Regions from separate parts of the Homo sapiens genome. Here region 1 is linked to region 2. Evidence: chromatin contacts called from ENCODE Hi-C or POLR2A ChIA-PET data. All regions are on one chromosome and are shown on one strand. The core of a region is the stretch at or near the end of the contact, and the rest is flanking DNA. Distances in the headings are between cores, read along the strand shown. Region 1 overlaps FANCC (FA complementation group C). Region 2 overlaps AOPEP (aminopeptidase O (putative)).

Region 1 (5,794 bases), core at 438-2,937, 330 kb before region 2:
CAGGCCGCAATAGGCCTGTGACGTGGCTAAGTGATTGCAGGGGTAACCTGAAGAGCCTGCTTCCTAATTGCATCATCTGATTCATTTATCGCAGTGCAGTATCTTGGTGCAGTGACAGGACTGTACAGAAGTATCAGAGAGATCTCTAAGACTCAGATAGCACGAGACTGCTGCGCTGTGCTCCAGAGGAAACCTGATGCCTATTACATTAGAGTTGGATTCTGAGAGTAATTAAAGTGTGATGGTCTACATAACTTGTGTTTTATATAGAGCACTGTTAATTATATTTCTCTCTCTTGGGACTATGCAGAATGAGTCCTGGAAATTCTATAGTTACCAAAATGTAACAAAAACAAAAGATAAAAGTGTGGTACAGGTTGTACAAAGTGAAATGACCTTCCCAAATGTTCTTTGGCCTCTTGGACTCGCAGGTCTGATATTTTCCATTAAGACCATGAATAATGAGGGATTAGTCTCTTATTACCTGAGTTCCAAATGACTATGTATGTATTTAACATCTAAAATAAAAGAAAAGTTTTCAAAACCCGTTCACTTTTGAGGCTTCCCCTTTGGCTTCCGTGCGGTGGACTGGACTGCTGTCGAGTCATGCTGTCTGCCACGGTTGGTAGCTCCTACATCAAGTGAGGTATTAGCCCTAGATTGTCATTTACTGTACAGACTGAAACTTTTCAAAAGCAGATGGTCTTGTGTTTTCCTTGACAGCATGGGCACGGGAAGACCATAATCCATAGCTTCAGACCTGACCTTAAAAACCGATGTCACCGACAGCAGTGAAAGCCACTTGTTAATTATGCAGCCTTCTTGGCATTGTTCGGTTTCCCAAGGCTGGCCCCAAATTAGAAGGATGTTATGTTTTCCAGTTACAATTTTGTTTGTGGAGCCCAGAAAGCTATTCTTTGGATTCCACATTGGAATGAAAAGTGTCTGCAGGGTGTCAGGGTGGCACTGTGCTTGGCTGGCAAGCTGCATGCCAGGGCCGGAAGGTACCCGATTCTCATGCCCTCCCATTTGCTGGCAGAGCCCGCCCGCAGCTGGGTCCAGAGGAGCTAGCCTCACCTTCCCAGGCAGACTTGTCCCCAAAAGAAAGGAGCAGAGGAGGCGCCCAGGAGGCAGAGTTGTTTCTGCTAAGATTTGATATCAGAATATGCTTCATTTTCTCTCCTACCTAAAAATCTTTATGGCTTAATTCAAAAGATTACTTTATCTAATAAGAACTTAAGAATAAAAAGCATCTAGATACCTCAGTATCCTCCTCAATATGGGATAGGTTGTGTTTTTTTCCCTCATTCTCCAGGTAGCAATTGTAGCACTTCAGAAAGAAAAAGAAACTTCCTTTACACAGACTCCCAGTATGCAGCTCCTCCTTGGTAAAATATTGTGCTGAAGAGTTCACTCTACATCCTGGGTGATATTGTCAGTTTGCTGTGCTTAAGTAGCTTTTCACTAACATGCCAGGGTTTTCTTTTCCTGCTTTTTCAGTCTTTTCGGCACTTCCTTTTGAGCTCTTTAATGTGGTGCATGTAATTGAACAAGAGCTGAAGTAGATAATTTAGCAGTAGTCCAGTAGTGCTGGCTGATGTGTATGGCTAAAAGCTGGGAGGTTCTGCATCTTGGACTGGAGTTGCACTTTCCAGAATTAGCCTCAGGGGGGCACCAGATCCTCCAGCATAGTCTCTGTGAAGAAAGAGGCCCACGTTGCGAGTTTCCTTGCAATGGAATTGCAGTTGGGGATGCAGACCTTGTGGCCAGAGATGAAGGGAGAGAGGGAAAAACCCAAAAACAAAGCAGGGGTGGACGTAGGGGTCATTGCCACTCAGGCTGAGCTGTGAAGCAGCAGGGGGCTGAGGAGCTTTCTTCCAGCTTGGGCTACCCGGGCTAATTGGATAGAGGCCACTGGGCAAGGCTAGAAGGACTTCAGGCAGGGGAGGGGGTGCTGGGGATCCTCTGTGTCCAAACACAGAGAAGAGCACATGTAAATTTAAGACGCAAAAGTACATTTGGTACTTGTTAAGTTCTTAAGCCCAGGAATGACAGATTTATCACTAATTAAACAATAATTGCATTATGGAGTACTGAAAAAATTGTTTGTGTATAAACAACATCTGGTAAAGATTAAAAAGAAAGAATAATTTTTCCGAGCTCAAATTTGTTAAAAGGAACCTGAATGTTTTAAAACAAAATAGATCTGAAAATGTAAAAGGGATATTTAGAGTCTTATGTTTAGTATTTTGAAAATAGAAAAGAAGCAAATGGCATAATAAAAAATACATATTTATAAAGGTGCCTCATTGTACATGATAGATGTGAAGGTTTTGTATAAATAGGTTTTTCTCAAGCCAAATCATTTTTCACTTCAATAGAGGAGTTCACTGGTGAAATGACTCTTATGGAGAATCTTCTTTTTAAGAAGAAAGGTATTTTGTAGTGAATATGCACATATTAACAACAAGGGCTTCCCACTGTGGAGAGAACAGTGGCTCGGAAACAGCTACACGGTGGGACGGGATTGTCCGGCTGCTGGGTAAACTGGAGGGGAAGCTGCCCATCAGCTGATTCTTTAAATGACCCATTTCCTAAGTAAATATTTAAGCTACATGCAAGTACATGAAAATACCAGGAAAGAATCTATTCCAGGCTTAATGAACTTCAGCTTCTCTGTCATCTGCTATTTCCTTCTTTATTTTTAAGGCGAATATATCTATGAAAGGTGATAGATGGAAAGCACTTGATAATTTTTTCTGTTCCTTCACTGCCTTTTTATTTTTTCTAAAAGGGATTTGCTTTTGTCTGTGAGTTACCTTAAATCATAGTATAATTTCCCTTTTTGGTTTGTTTTCTGTCCCTCTCCTTTTCCCTATTCTCTCTCTCTCTCTCTCTCTCTCACACACACACACACACAGAATCAGCAAATGACAGAAAGAAATGCTTCTTCCTGAGAATTCTGTTCTTCTTGTTCTCAGGCCTCTTTCAAGTGGCAAGTGGCTTGTAATAATCATTGGTGAGTTGGTATGAAAATAACAGCTTAAGTAAACATCAAGGACCGGGCACAAGAGCCTGTGTAATTTGCACAGTTCATGGTGCAGAGTGACAAGTTGGCCTCTCCCTTGCCTCTCTTCCAAAACAGGCACTGAGACCATGGTTATTGTGTGTTGATTCCATGTTGACTTTGTCTTCCCTTGTGTTTTGAGGGATGAAGATGGGCTTTCTTTCTAGGTGGAGGGGAGATAAACAATGCAATTCTGGGTAGCCATGAGGGGAGATCAGAGGGAAAGCTCTTGTTAGCCCAAGGGGATGCACACCCAGCAGAACAATCGGGTCTATACAAGAGGGAGGGCAGAACCCAGAGCTCTCCATCTTCGCTCCCTAGTCATCCTGGGCATTCAGTGAAAAGCCTGAGGGGGGAGATAAGGAGGGAAGGACAAGACTCATGTTATTGAAGACCTCCTGCTGACATAGCTCCCCTCGAGTTGAAATGATCTGCCTGTGGAAATTGTTAGGCCAGATGGAGAAGAGAGAGCTTGAGAAGGAACAGATTTTGGTAGGATGGAGAAAAACAAACAGATGGAAACCACAAAAGGTTTATTTTATTTCCCCGCTTTTATAGAAAAGATAATGGCCGCAGTCATGGGGCTTCAGAGCCCTGGCTTGCAGCGTGACCTCTGGTGTGTTACCGGAGTGCCCCACCTTACAAATAAAACAGGATCAGAGGTTAGATGCCTGCGTCATCACTCATGAAGATGCTACAGAGATTTAGGGGGGAAGATACGGCTTCCAAAGAAGCGTGTATTAAAACCTTAATTCTATTTGGAAGATTATCTTGATAAGAAAAGCAGCTTAAGATTGCTTTTGTGATTTGATGTCGCTGGGACATATGCCTGACCTGTAGTACTCTAGTCCTCATGAGGGGACTCACTGACCCTGAAATTATGTGCTCAAAAAGTATAAAGAGTGTCATTTTAAAAGCCATCGGTGAGGGGTGCAGATGAGAAGGAGCAGTTCACAGCTGTAGGGGTAGCAAGGGAGACTGGTTTTCTTTTTTTTCAGTGAGGTCAGGAGATCGAGACCATCCTGGCCAACACGGTGAAACCCCATCTCTACTAAAAATACAAAAATTAGCCAGGTGTGGTGGCACGTGCCTGTAATCCCAGCTACTCAGGAGGCTAAGGCAGGAGAATCTTTTGAACCCAGGAGTTGGAGGTTGCAGTGAGCCAAGATCACCACTGCACTCCAGCCTGGCAACAGAATGAGACCCTGTCTCAAAAAAAAAAAAAAGGAGACTGGTTTTCAAATCAAAATCTCTGCCGTTGCTGTTTCTGCAGGTTCCCCTGCCTCCTGGCCTCTTACCTGTTTTAAAAGCTAAAATGGGTTGTGGAAGCAGGCTGAGAGTAGCCAAGGGTCTGAAATATTTGGAAAGAAAGAAATCTAAGAGGAGAGTCCATCTGTATGGGGAAGAACAAGCAGATTCCACACAGCCAGCAGGCATTTAAAACATTGGATTGAGCGATTTTGCTAGAAAACAGCGCACAGAAGAGGAGCAGATCTAAGCTCTCACTCTCTTCTAACAAACTGAGTAAGAGCTGTCTTCCTTGCTCCCCCAGTGGTTTTCATAGTAGCCCTAATCTACATCTGATCATCATTTTCTTTGCTGTTTGGAAATCCCTATAATTAGTATTGAATGATTCTCTACTAGCATCAAACCTATAGAATGGCTCTGGGATAGTTTGACCATTTAGAAAAAAGAAATTTAATTTTACCATTTTCAAGTTTCATCTTACTTTCTATCAACGCATTTCCAAGCTCTTATCTGTCTGCCTGTGGGCACATAACAGTGCTATTTGATCTTAAACACTCTTATTCAATAGGCATGTTGTTGTACAAACTTTGAAAATTGCTCTGGCAAACTTAGATGAATCACATTTCTTCAAGACATACGGTTGCTTTTCCCTTGTTTTATTTTTTCATTATGAATACATAGAAACTTTTATATTTTCCGTGCTTATATCCGGTGACCTCTTAATAACTTTTATTATTTACAGTGAGACTGGGCATCAGGAGATTAACTGACATGCCTAAGTTCGAAGCCACGAAATAACCTGCCTCTCCTCTCTTGAACGGTGGTCCTGCCAAATTATTTTCTTGCATAGATAATGAATTTATCTGTAAGAATATCAAGTTGGTTCCTTTTAGATAAAAATGCACATCAGTGAAGGATGAGGGAGCATAGATTATTTAAAGAGTAGGACATTTTAACTTGCAAATTAGAAATCTTGAAATAATTAAAAGGAGATTTATCCTGTCCTGAAAAAGTGGCAGAGCTCCTGCCTGGAGCCCGGCGGGTCCAGCAGTGCTGACCAGTGGACGCTAGATGGCGCGGGCTCAATGTCATCGGGGAGGCCGCGAGGAGGCGCGGTCCTGCCTCAGTGTGATCCAGGGCACGGCCGGAGCAGAGCGCCTCCTTTTTTCTTGCCGACGGGGGCCTGTGAACAGTGTTTCCCAAAGCTAGTCATATCAAATGCACTCTGACTTGAATTTCCAATAGCGCCTGATCCACTAACATGTGAATGCTGCTGTGAAGCAGGGGTCCCCGCCCCCTGGGCGCACAGCGGAGAGGAGCCCCTAGCCTTCCCGCCCGCACCTGCCCCTGTCAGAGCCCCGCGCTTCGCTTCCCACGGAACCAGAGCCCCATCCTGACTGCGCATGCCTGGAATCGGGTTGTCCTCTGATGATCTGAGGAGCAACCGTTTCATCCCAAAACCATCTCCCCCTCCCGGTC
Region 2 (6,200 bases), core at 627-3,126:
TCACCCTTTAAGGAAGCTTTTCCCTCTCACCCTAACGATGCTATTGATTCTCCCACTGTGACACTTACTTGATTTTATTTTCTTCATAGCATACATCTTAATTACTTGTTTCACGTACACTAATTTTCTCCCCTGACTAGAATGTCCATTTCATAAGGACAGAGGCCTCCTCTATCTCGTTCACCCTTGTAGGCTTTGCATCGTAAGTACTATCTGGCACACAGTATACGCTTGATAAATATTTATTGCAAGAATAAATAAACAATAACCAAATTATCAAGATTATCTGGTATAGAACAGGTGGGGAAAAGCTCAAACAATCTGTCACCTGTCATCGGCCACACTATAGTCATTTTTTTCCCCTCAATTTTCCCAGTGGGATGAAGGGTGAAGATGCATGTGAACAGCTGAGCCATGAAGCAGAACTACACAGCACATGGTTTTTTAACTTCAGTGCTCTTCACAGAAAACCACTCTGAAATAAGTTGCAAGAGATTCTTGAAATTCAAATACAAGGAAAAAAAAGAACATATATGGACGACAGCTAGGTAGTTCTGCCAACCTAACTATGCCATGACATGTAATTGTGAACTGCTGAGAGACAAATGCAAAGCAAAGCATTTCCTATACACACATACAAAGGTAAGATTAAGGTGTTAATTTTTAAGCAACTGTCATATGCCTGGTTCTAGAATATGATTCCATTAACGTTACTGCTGTTATAACAGAGAGTGTAAGTGTGATGATGAGCTCCTTTCATTATTTCTCAAAATTAAGAAACTAGGCTTGCCAGTCAATCCCCAGCAGAGACTCTGAGAACATACGAGGACACAATGAAAACAGTAGAATATTAATTAAACCAACAGGAAGAGAGCTGTGTGTACTTCAGAGATGCATTTTAAATGCATGCATATCTTCATACAGACATCATAGTAGTCAAGTCAAGAAATGTATACTTTACGGTTCCTGATATGGCAGATTCAGTCTTCATGGAAGGCAAAAACACAATGAAACAAAAACTGAAAGCCCACACACACCCACTGAGGAAAGCATCTGAAAGGCAAACTAGTGATTTTTCTCAGCAAAGAATTAAAGTCCCTCTCCCCTGGAACAGTGATTTGGAAAAGGACCAGGGTAGGGGAGGGGGTCAGTTAGTAATGGCTCCTGTTATATTAAAAGGTGACAAAAATCATGAAGAGCAGTATTGATAAATGTTCTAGTTACTGCCATGTTTGAAAAGCATTCGAAATTCTAAAATATTATTTGTGTATTATTTACCTTCTTATAAACTGATTTGTCATTATCATACATTCAAGTTTTATAAATGTGTTTTTCCTCACTTCACTGAAATATCAGAATCCAGCTCAAAAACAGAATCAAAGAGGAGACTTTTAAGCTTATTCAATAAAAACTATGATACGTAATATTCAAAATAGTGAAATCATTATATTATCTAAAATTCTCAGAAACTGCTTAACATGATTAATAATTTACCCATTTTAGTTCATGAGGGAATGTTTAATATCATTTGCCAAAAAAGAATACTGAAATGGTATAAAATGGTATTCATTATAATTAAGACCTAATCACTAAAGAAGTCCAGAGGTATGGAATTTACGATCTTGCATACATGTTTATAAAATATGGACTCGGGAAAGAGCCATTTAATTTACCAAGAAGTCCTTTGATCTCTCAGCATATTATAACTAAGAAGACAATGGCAGGTTTCAGTATGGAGGTCTTTTTGGATGACTCCTCCTAGCCTTGAGGTTTCTCTATTCCTGTTTAGGGTATGAAGTTGACTTACAAAACCATCGTTTTTGTTCTAGCTTTGCTTTATAAAACCTCAAGCAAAGTCTCGACCATAAATAAAGCAGCAGGGCCCCAGTAGCCAGCTGAGTCATAAACCCCACTCAGCTGCATGTAGCCCAAGGTGTTGGGATCCCGACAGAGTCAAGCCAAGCAAGCAGAATCAATTGAAGCCAGAGTTTGGAAAAACAGAGCACCTCCCTTCCCCACCCCACCTGGCAGTGGAAGAGACCACAATCCCCCTTCCACAGCTCTCATCCAGGGAATGGTAATAAGTCCAGAAAAACATCTAGACCTGGGCAGACTTTACTTCCACAGTCTAAAAGGAAGGGAAAAAAATGGTATTTGACAACCAACCACAAATTTTGAATATACGGTTCTCCTGCTTTTAAGCATAAAAGCAGTCTTGTTGTTGCTAAGTTATGATCACCACCATATTTTTCAAAATTTGTGCCCAGGACCATTTGGTCTTATGGTACTCAGGCTTGCCACTCTAAAAATACAGAGTTAAGCATGTTTAAATCACTTCAAATATCGCAAAAAGCAGCAAACACACAGCCTACCTGCTTGGGCATGCAAACTTGAAAAGAGAAGCTTTAGAGAATTGCCTGCAGGTCAACTCATTCTGTATTTGGCAGACTGATGTCAGGAAGGAGCTATAGAAAACAGAATCCTGTGCATGAAAAATACTCTGCCTTTGGTTCCCTCAGGCCAGAACTTGGAACTGCTAGCAAACATGCCTTAAAAAACTGCAATTCTCATGAAGTGCTAAAAACTCCCAAGTAAATAGGGCCCCTCAAACCCATGTACAAATAAGAAACATTTAATGAACAACTCTTTTTTCACCAACACCTCTACTACTTAAATTAAGGCCAGCAGACTCTTCAAAGGGACAAAAGAAGCCCCCCCCTCCATTAAGAAAAATTCTATATATAGACATCCAAGACAATTATATGATGCACGTAACCAAATATATATAATTATCCTAGTTCCTGCATTCCCATTATCTTCATAAACATAGGATAAAAATCAGTCTAAATGACTTTCTCAGACCTCCTCAAGGATTAAGGCAAGCCAGCCAGTCTTTAAAGTACATACATGTAGTAAAGATCAAAAGCAAATGTTCTGGTCAGTTCTTTTCTGCTCATGGTTTTACTAAGAATGTGTGCAGTTTTCAGGGAAAACACCACAAATGACAGCTGCTCAAAAGCATGGGAATTAATTGGCAGCAGGAATTTCCTTGACTAATAGGGAAAAACTTGAAGTCACATGTTTTGATGAGCTTATTTTTCCCATCCTTAGTCAAGCATATTCACTGCTAATGATTAAGATTTTAAAATGGAAATATAACCAAGTACATTCTCTATCTTTTCTCAGTGGAACACAGATACCCATTAATGACTGAACAATGGCATTAATTAATAGATTTTAGCTTAAATAAATACAGGGAACCAAACCAGGACACAACAGCAAAAGTGCATTTGTTAAAAAATAGTAGCACGTGACTCCTCCTCCAACCCCCACAGTAAGCCATCTGCTTTGAGCTGTTTTTCTAGCAGTAGGGATAGATTTACACTGATCCATCCACAGTCTATCTGACTCAGGGTCTCTCAAGTCATTGCCCTTGTGACCAGTGGTGAGAATGGACAAGACAGCTGGTCAGGATTAGGTGAGTAGCCTGTGGCCTTGGGACCAAGTCATGTTACTGTGCCCAGAGCCTGATGCTATAACCTTTGGCTCATTAGCATTATGCTGTCATCATCCAAGCTAACAGCCACTGATCAGCCATGATCCAACAGTCACCACTCAGGGGGCACTATGTATTCTCAATCCCAGCAACAATGTGAGCCTTTTCTTTTCAACACAGTCTGAACTGAGCCCATGACACTCAAAGGCTCGTGCATGAGGGAGTCTGCATTAAAATTGTCCCTCAAGGCAGCAATGAGATGTCCAAGCATGAGCAACCATAGCCCCTCCATTCTAATCAAATGACTGCTCTGACAGAGCTCAAGGAAAGCAAGACATAGTCAAAGAATTTCCAAAATGTATGTACCCCAAGTGCCACAATGGAACAACATACCTGGCCATCCCCAGACTTGGAAAGTTGGCAGGGACGATGAGAACATCCAGCCGAGAGAACGGGTGTGCTCCCAGAACAGAATGTGCTGCTGAGAGGCAAGGAGGGATCAGCCGCAGAAGGGTCTCTTGGCAGGCACCCGTGAGGCACACAGGGGCAAAGACCCGATGAGGAATGATCTCCTGGGTGGTGGCAGAAGCATTCTGGAAGCGGCAGGGGTATTCCATGTGACTGCAAACACCAACATGCCTGGGAATAACACAAAATAAATGGTAAAACATGTTTATTATTCTTGCTGTGGAGGTGAGGCAATCTTGCAGATGTAGACAACTTTTAGGAGACAGAGGTTCAGACAGACTCACAAGCAAAGACTGCTCATTTCAATTCTTGGCTTGACTGGCTCTGTGCAGCAGTGAAAATTTACAGGACAAAAACGTATTCATGTGTTTGAATCAATAGACTAGCTTCAATCTAAGATAAGAGAAAGCAGTAAAATCTTGTTTTAGAATAAACTTTGTTGTGGGGGGACCTCTAAAGACTCCAAACAATAAAACTTCTCACCAAAATACAAACAATTCCTGCCCTCGGTTAGATGTTTTCAAGTATCACCATATGAACAATCTCCAAATTAGAGACAATTCATAACTCAGAAAGGAAGGAGCAGTACACACAAATTAAAGATCCAATTCTGGGATTACCTAGAATAAAAGACTTGGACTGAGGGAGAACCATGAACCAAATGAAAGTTACAGGCTCAAACTCCTCGAAAGAACACAAACCATTTTACTGAATAGTAATCTAAATGTTCTTTACACAGCCCATCAAAAGCTGTTATTAAGGAATACAGAGGCACTTTTGATACAGTATTTTTCCCAACCCACTTTCAGAACAAATTTAACTGAGCCAGCCTTTTAAGGAAACAGATCAGACCCCAGCCTGCTTCATCCGACCACTGCCAGTTATTCCATCAAAGGCGGAACTGAAAGAGAATTCCTAGAACCTGACTCACAGGACTCAAGAGAACTTATCTACTCAAACCTACATCCAACAGTACTCCATTTTTTCACCTGCTAACATGTCTTTTATTCAAACACAATGAAAAACCCCTCTAATCATTATTTATTTCATTATTTTTTTTTTTTTTGAGATGGAATCTAGCTCTGTCTTCCAAGCTAGAGGGCAGTGGCATGATTTAAGCTCACTGCAACTTCCACCTCCCAGGTTCAAGTGATTCTCTTGACTCAGCCTCCTGAGTAGCTGGGATTACACGTGTGTGCCACCACGCCTGGCTAATTTTGTATTTTTAGTAGAGACGGGGTTTTACCATGTTGGCCAGGCTGGTCTCAAACTCCTGACCTCAAGTGATCCACCCGCCTCAGCCTCCAAAACAGCTAGGAGTACAGGCTTGAACCACCGCAACCGGCCTATTATTATTTAAGACAGGATTTCACTCTGTTGCCCAGGCTGGACTGCAGTGGCAGGGTCATAGCTCACTGTAGCCTCCAAGTCCTGGGCTCAAGCAATCCTCCTACCTCAGCCTCCTGAGTAGCTAGGACTACAGGCATGTTGCCATGCCACATCCAGCCTTTTTTTTTTTTTTTTAAGAGATGGGGTCTGGAGATGGGGTCTCACTTTGTAACCCAGAGTGGTCTCAAACTTCTGGCTTCAAATGATCCTCCTGCCTCAGCCTCCCAAAGGGCTGGAATCATAGGCATGAGCCACTGCACCCAGCCAATTATAACTACAGGTGCTCACTTGATTCACAGTGAATAATGAAAAATCTTAAGATGCTGGCATGTCCCAATATGGGCAGAATGCAACAATAATTCCTCTCCAAATGTAAGAAGTACCTTTCACTTACCCAAGGCCAGCGCTCAGGAGACCAATATGGCTAGGTACAGATAAGCCTCACCTTCTAGCAGCATGGTTCATAGAACACAGCTTCCAGCACTGAAGGCATTTCACCACAACGGAGAGTAAGAAAATGGATGGAGGCCCATAAAAACTTGTCAGAATAAGATGACATGAAGAATATAATTCTTGACATTTAATTCTGGCCAAAGTCCCTGGATTGATAACCTTGCTTTGTGGAGAGAGTGAGTCAAGGTGCCTGTTGGTGAACATTTAACTAAAAAGGCTGCAATGCCCACCTAATGACAAGTACTGTGCTTGTGCATGAATGTGGTCAAAGGTCTCGCAAAGTGAAAAAGGCCACTGATTAAATTAACCACCACAGTATCTTTTTCTCATGTATTTACACAGGTATATAATGTGCTACAGTAATTTCAGTTCATATAATCTCTATTGCAAAGCT

What was found. Hi-C counts contacts between places; a loop is a spot of excess contacts on that map. ChIA-PET counts read pairs that join two places held with the same protein, here RNA polymerase II (POLR2A). Pooled maps may share reads with other maps.
Region 1: a pooled map shows a loop between it and region 2 (2.2-fold over the local background). The contact joins two enhancer-like sites. A Hi-C loop is called at or near these places in 1 of 168 maps with a recorded cell type or tissue (right cardiac atrium) and 2 of 50 pooled maps. POLR2A ChIA-PET finds 5 or more read pairs at or near these places in 4 of 52 experiments (K562, WTC11, activated CD4-positive, alpha-beta T cell and 1 more).

The regions. Positions count from the first base shown.
Region 1 is chr9:95,127,409-95,133,202 of GRCh38, reverse strand. All of the region lies in intron 8 of FANCC (FA complementation group C), which reads left to right. It also overlaps a transcript of AOPEP not described here. Among named protein-coding and RNA genes, the nearest start is that of MIR3074, 44 kb to the right of the region's middle. RefSeq lists an enhancer at 520-1,022 and silencers at 1,542-1,836, 2,982-3,276. Within about 2 kb of position 1,687, at least 7 of the 41 ENCODE cell types and tissues checked have a DNase peak (open chromatin) inside an H3K27ac peak, as active enhancers do.
Region 2 is chr9:94,798,692-94,804,891 of GRCh38, reverse strand. AOPEP (aminopeptidase O (putative)) reads right to left here. Exons shown (of 17, transcript NM_001193329.3): 5 at 3,890-4,135. It overlaps LOC124902220 (a long non-coding RNA gene), which reads right to left and starts at 4,578. Exons shown (of 2, transcript XR_007061676.1): 1 at 4,448-4,578; 2 at 4,136-4,357. Within about 2 kb of position 1,876, at least 2 of the 41 ENCODE cell types and tissues checked have a DNase peak (open chromatin) inside an H3K27ac peak, as active enhancers do.